Linked DNA regions of Homo sapiens: region 1 is linked to region 2. A link is a contact called in ENCODE Hi-C or POLR2A ChIA-PET data. All regions are on one chromosome and are shown on one strand. The core of a region is the stretch at or near the end of the contact, and the rest is flanking DNA. Distances in the headings are between cores, read along the strand shown. Region 1 holds the start of PRSS53 (serine protease 53). Region 2 overlaps SRCAP (Snf2 related CREBBP activator protein).

Region 1 (3,278 bases), core at 754-3,253, 370 kb after region 2:
GTAGACAGTGACACCATGGGAGACCCCACAGGTAGGTGGAAGATAGCAGAGAGCACTCCACGGCTTTTTCTTTTTGAGGTAGGGTCTCGTCCTGTCGCCCAGGCTGCAGTGCAGTGGCATGACCATGACTCACTACAAGCCTTGACCTCCCAGGCTCAAGCGATCCTCCCACCTCAGCCTCGTGAGTAGCTGGGACTACAGGCGTGCACCACCATGCCTGGCTAATTTTACAGTTTTTGTAGAGACATGGTCTTGCTATGTTGCACAGGCTAGTCTTGAACTCTTGGGCTCAAGCGATCCTCCCTCCGTGGCCTCCCAAAGGGCTGGGATTACAAGCGTGAGCTACTGTGCCCGGCCTCAGTCTGTGACTTTAAGCGAGGTCATTCCCTTGCAACCTGAGTTTTCTGATTTGTAAATCTTCTACCATGAAAGGTGGTTGTTACAATTAACTTGACAATATGTACCCAGTACATGGCAGATTCTCAGTAAATGGTTCTTTATTATTACTCTAGAGGCAGGGACTAGCCTTGTGGGGCTTGAGACAAATTGTCCACTCCCCAGAGCCGGAGACCCTGCCTGACCCCAGCCATGACTTACTTTTCAAAGCAGTGGGCAGCAGTGAGGACCCAGGTGTCTGCCACCAGGGAGCCGCTGCAGATGTGGGCTCCTTGCCTCCTCACACTGGCCTGCCAGGGCCACTCGCCAGGGACTGTGTTGCCCTCCTGAGGCTTGGGGGGGCCGGGGCCACGCTGTCCACAGGCTGTGGAAAGGAGTTAGTCACACTGACAGCAGATACCTGTCCTGACCTCACCCCAGTCCCAACCCAGACCCAAGTAAGACCTAGGCCCCGTGTCCCCAGACCTTACCACGCTGAGCGGCTTGAAGACCTGGGAAGAGAGAGACACAGGTAAGATGCAGGGACTCCAGGCCTGCCTAGCTTTGGGGAGGAGAGGGGATGGGCTGGGGGGCGGGCCCAGGGTCCTTGCCTGTGACTCTGATTACCTTACCAGCCCCTCCCAGAATGAAAATATTTATATGAGGCCGAGACAGCTTTTATTGGAACCTATTCAGTGTGCACACTCAGTAATTAATTCTCCTTCAGCTGTGCTCAGCACTCTGGGGCTTGGGGTTCAGCTTGGGAGTAGGCCAGCCCTCCTCCAGGCTTCAGAACCCCCAACTCCTGCCCCCGCCACTGAGTCAGCCAGGCGGCCTGTGTGTGTAGAGAGCATTAGCTTAATTGTCCTCTTAGCAGCAGAGGCCTAAGAGGAAGGATTAGAGGCCTGCATCATTTCCAAGTGGGGAGGGCCCCAAGAAATGGAGACTTACCTCACCCTGGTCTAGAGACTCAGTCTTCCCCACCTTCCCAGAAACTGTCTGAGAGCCCGCCAGAGAGAGGGCCCCTGCCCACCGCCCCTCACAGGCACACAGGCACCCCATGAGACAGCTGAGCCAGGCTGCCCAGAGGATGGATGAAAAGAAAGGGAAACTGAGGCCAGAGGAGCCCAGAGTTTGCCTGACGTCATTGTGGAAGTCGAGGGGGAGGCAGGCACAGGACACACGCAGGCAGCACCTCACACACACACAAGACCACAGGCCCCGCCAACGCAAACTGCAGCTGGCCCGAGAAAATCTCATCCATGTTGACACAGGTGGCCACATATACCACCCCACAGAGTCCTACGGAGTTACATCCCCACTGGTGGACTGTCGCCCACAGGCGGTCCCCCCACCAAGAAGCAGGGACTGCTGGGGCAGAGATGGCCCCTGAGCCCCCACCAGGCCACACCCATACCCCAGCACATGGCGGCTTACCCTCCATGAGGACTGTGGCACCCGCGATGAGCAGCACTGGGCCCCAGCACCACTTCATGCTGCCCCGGGCCACTCTGCCACCTGTGCTCCACTCTGAGAGAGGCCACCTGGGTCTCCCTGGCTCCACCTCTGCTCCACCTCCAGTTGGCTAGGATTCAGCTGTCTGCTTGCCCTAGCCAGCAGTTCCTAGCTCTGGGGCTGTGGCTGTGTGACCCTAGGCTTGTCACCACCCCTCTCTGGGCCTTAGCCGTGGAGCCAAATTGTCTGGGTTTAAATCTGTTTCCTTACTACTTGAGTGGCCTGGGAGAGCTAACCTGCCTGTGCCTTGTCTGAGAAACAGTTGTTGAATGGAAAACGTCTCAATGACAGCCTGGCACAGGGCAAGCTCACTCCCAGCATGAAAGTGCCATCCTGGAACCATGGAGGGCACGTGGGCAGCTCCTCCCAGTCCCCACTTTTCATTTCCACTCCCCCACTTCTCTTCCAGCCAGGGCTAGGTGGGTTTCACATGCCTTCTCCCAGGTCTGCTCAGAGACAGTGTGTGCCAGGCTGAGTGGTGAGGAGCCAGCACCCACTGCTGCTTGCTCGCTGTGAGCCTTTGGCAAATCCCAGTATCTCCCTGGGCCTGCTGGCTTCCTGGGAAACAGGGTGACAGCGGTGCCCACCTTCCTCATAGGCGCAGAGGACTCGGTCAGGCGGGAAGAACACTTTGGCGCGTGCCTCCTCTTCCTCTTCCCACTCCTAACTCAGGCTGGCCCAGACCATTCAAGAACCCTGACCCCAAGACAGAGGCAGCTGTGGGTAAGGTTTAGCATATATTATAGATGCTGGCCGGGCATGGTGGCTCACGCCTGTAATCCCAGCACTTTGGGAGGCCAAAGCAGGCAGATCACCTGAGGTCGGGAGTGCGAGACCAGCCTGACCAACATAGAGAAACACTGTCTCTACTAAAAATACAAAATTAGCCAGGCCTGGTGGCGCATGCCTGTAATCCCAGCTACTCGGGAGGCTGAGGCAGGAGAATCACTTGAACCTGGGAGGTGGAGGTTGTGGTGAGCCGAAATTGTGCCATTGCACTCCAGCCTGGACAACAAGAGCGAAAGTCCGTCTCAAAAACAAACCAACAAAAAAAAAAGCATATAGATGCTGGAGCCAGATGGACCAGGTGGATTCAAATCCTGAGAGCCTCCTGCAGTAGCTGTGTGATCTCAGGCATACTAATTAGCCACTCTGTCCCTATCATCAAGATAGGGATAATAATAGTACCCACCTCATAAATCACTGTAAAGATTAAACGAGTTTAACACGTTAACACAAGTTTTTTTTTGTTTTTTGTTTTTTTTTGGAGACGGTCTTGCTCTGTTGCTCAGGCTGGAGTGCAGTGATCATGGCTCACTGCAGCCTCAACCTTCTGGGCTCAAGCAGTCTTCCCGCCAGCTTCCCGATTAGTTGGGACTATAGGTACA
Region 2 (2,874 bases), core at 65-2,564:
TATCCATTCACTGCAAACTCCGCCTTCTGGGTTCACACCATTCTCCTGCCTCAGCCTCCCGAGTAGCCAGGACTACAGGCACCCGCCACAAAGCCTGGCTAATTTTTTTTTTTTTTTTTTTGAGACAGAGTTCACTCTGTCGCCCAGGCTGGAGTGCAGTGGCGCGGTCTTGGCTCACTGCAAGCTTTGCCTCCCAGGTTCATGCCATTCTCCTGCTTCAGCCTCCCGAGTAGCTGGGACTAAAGGCGCCCACCACCACGCCGGGCTAATTTTTTGTATTTTTAGTAGAGACGGGGTTTCACCGTATTAGCCAGGATGGTCTCCATCTCCTGACCTCATGATCCGCCTGCCTCGGCCTCCCAAAGTGCTGGGATTATAGGCATGAGCCACCGCGCCCGGCCTACGCCCGGCTAATTTTTTGTATTTTTAGTAGAGTCGGAGTTTCACCGTGTTAGCCAGGATGGTCTCGATCTCCTGACCTCGTGATCTGCCTGCCTCGGCCTCCGAAAATCCTGGAATTAAAGGTGTGAGCCACCGTGCCGGGCTTTTTTTTTTTTGAGACAGAGTCTCTCTCTGTCACCCAGGCTGGAGTGCAGTGGCGTGATCTGGCTCATTGCAACCTCCACCTCCCAGGTTCAAGCGATTCTCCTGCCTCAGCCTCCTGAGTAGCTGGGGTTACAGGTCTGCACTACGATGCCTAGCTAATGTTTGTTATTTTTAGTAGAGGCGGATTTCGCCATGTTGGCCAGGCTGGTCTCGAACTCCTGACCTTAAGTGATCCGCCCTGCCCCCGCTTGGCCTCCCAAAGTGTTGGGATTACAGGTGTGAGCCACCGTTCCCAGCCTGTTTGTTTTTTGTTTTTTTTTAAATGGTGATGTTTTTGTCCTTACTGTCTTTGAGTAGAATGGTACTGCTGATTGATCCCTGCTTGGATTTCTTCAACTTCATATTGTTGGTGTTTTCTCTCTCTGGTCTTCTTTGGCTCTTCCTTTTTCGCCCAACTTTTAAATCACAACATCTTTCAGCATTCTGATCTTTACTTTTTTTGTCTTCTCAGTCTGCATATCTCACAGGCCTACTCATTCCTAAGGCTTTGACTATTTCTTATGTGATAAAGACTCTCCAGTCTGTACTAAAATTCCTTGACTTTCTAGATCACTTGACCTGTATTTAAATTTCTGATTTGCTATCATTAATTGAGAGTTCCTCTTGAACTCAACACTGTTCTAAGCTAGACATCTCTGGCCTTATAGCCTGTTATTTCTACTTCATCTTGGTCAATCACTATCATTCGGTAAACTAAGCTAGAAAACAGGAAGTCGGCCGGGCGCGGTGGCTCACGCCTGTAATCCCAGCACTTTGGGAGGCTGAGGCAGGCGGATCACGAGGTCAGGACATCAACACCATCCTGGCTAAAATGGTGAAACCCCGTCTCTACTAAAAATACAAAAAATTAGCCGGGCGCGGTGGCGGGTGCCTGTAGTCCCAGCTACTCAGGAGGCTGAGGCAGGAGAATGGCATGAACCCGGGAGGCAGAGCTTGCAGTGAGCCAGGATTGCGCCACTGCACTCCAGCCTGGGTGACAGAGCGCAACTTTGTATCAAAAAAAAAAAAAAAAGAAAACAGGAAGTCTTCCTTAACTATTACTTTTCCTTCATTTATCTCTGTTCCTTTACTTCTTCCGTGTCACTGTAGACATTGATGACTGTGTCCTATTAGATTTTATCTTCTGAGATTACAGATTTGCCTTTTGTTTTATCTCCTGTCAAGGCCACAGTTTTTATTCTCCTCATCTTCTAGATTTATTTGCATCATCTTGTAAACTTAACAATTACTCCTCAAAATCTAGTTTGAGTTTTCTATTCTGCGTAGTTGGTCTGCCCACAGTGCTTCCTTATATCACTTCCTGTGTCATGGTATCATTTTGTGTCTGTCTCCTTCAGCAGACAGCAGATCCCTTGAGGGCTTGCAGTTGACTCATCTTTGTGTGGTTGGTGTCTGATATGGTGTGCCGTATGACTCCATTAGTGTTTGCTGAGGGGCTTAGGCTGGGGCTCGGTGCCTGAGTTCTCCTGTTTAGCCTCCAGCTTAATTTGCTTTTAGGTTTTGAGGCCTTTTTTACTGCGCCGAGTTAAGGTGGATGTTGAGAAGCAGATGCCCAAAAAGTACGAGCATGTTATCCGCTGCAGGCTCTCCAAGCGTCAACGCTGTCTCTATGATGACTTCATGGCACAGACCACGTAAGGGAGGAAGGAGGGTGGGCCCTGGGACTCGAGATTGGAGTGTAGGTGGCTGTTAGGACGTCTCATTTATTTTTCCTCTTTCCCCAGAACTAAGGAGACACTAGCCACAGGCCATTTCATGAGCGTCATCAACATTTTGATGCAGCTGAGAAAAGTTTGCAATCATCCAAATCTGTTCGACCCTCGACCGGTTACCTCCCCTTTCATCACCCCAGGCATCTGCTTCAGCACCGCCTCTCTGGTGCTAAGGGCCACGGATGTCCATCCCCTCCAGGTAAGTATGATTCCATTAATATGAAATGTAAAGGTTATCGGCATTACTCCAACCATGTACCTCTTTTCGTTAGACTGGGGTCTGACTTTTGCATCCTCATGACTCCCCTATCATTCCCTTAGTTTTATTGTACTCTAGCCATGTGACTTAACGATGGTTCAACTTAATATTTTTTTGACTTCACTGTGAATTTATCAGGATGTAACCCCATCGTAAATTGAGGAGCATCTGGACTTAGAATGATTCAGCTTACAATTTTTTACTTTTTGATGGGCTTATCAAGGGTATTAAAGGGTATTAAATTCTTTACTTGCTGAGGGTTTGTTGGAATGTAACCTCATTGTAAGTCCAGGAGCG

Evidence for each region. Hi-C counts contacts between places; a loop is a spot of excess contacts on that map. ChIA-PET counts read pairs that join two places held with the same protein, here RNA polymerase II (POLR2A).
Region 1: a loop to region 2 is called in a map of posterior vena cava, with 5 times the contacts of the local background. The contact joins the promoter of PRSS53 here to the enhancer-like site in region 2. A Hi-C loop is called at or near these places in 1 of 168 maps with a recorded cell type or tissue (posterior vena cava). POLR2A ChIA-PET finds 5 or more read pairs at or near these places in 1 of 52 experiments (HEK293).

What each region holds. Positions count from the first base shown.
Region 1 is chr16:31,086,940-31,090,217 of GRCh38, forward strand. It overlaps PRSS53 (serine protease 53), which reads right to left and starts at 2,004. Exons shown (of 11, transcript NM_001039503.3): 1 at 1,813-2,004; 2 at 867-887; 3 at 598-760. The coding sequence starts at 1,870. RefSeq lists an enhancer at 1,681-2,181.
Region 2 is chr16:30,713,963-30,716,836 of GRCh38, forward strand. It overlaps SRCAP (Snf2 related CREBBP activator protein), which reads left to right. Exons shown (of 34, transcript NM_006662.3): 17 at 2,104-2,240; 18 at 2,331-2,517. Among named protein-coding and RNA genes, the nearest start is that of SNORA30, 4.9 kb to the left of the region's middle. Within about 2 kb of position 1,315, at least 12 of the 41 ENCODE cell types and tissues checked have a DNase peak (open chromatin) inside an H3K27ac peak, as active enhancers do.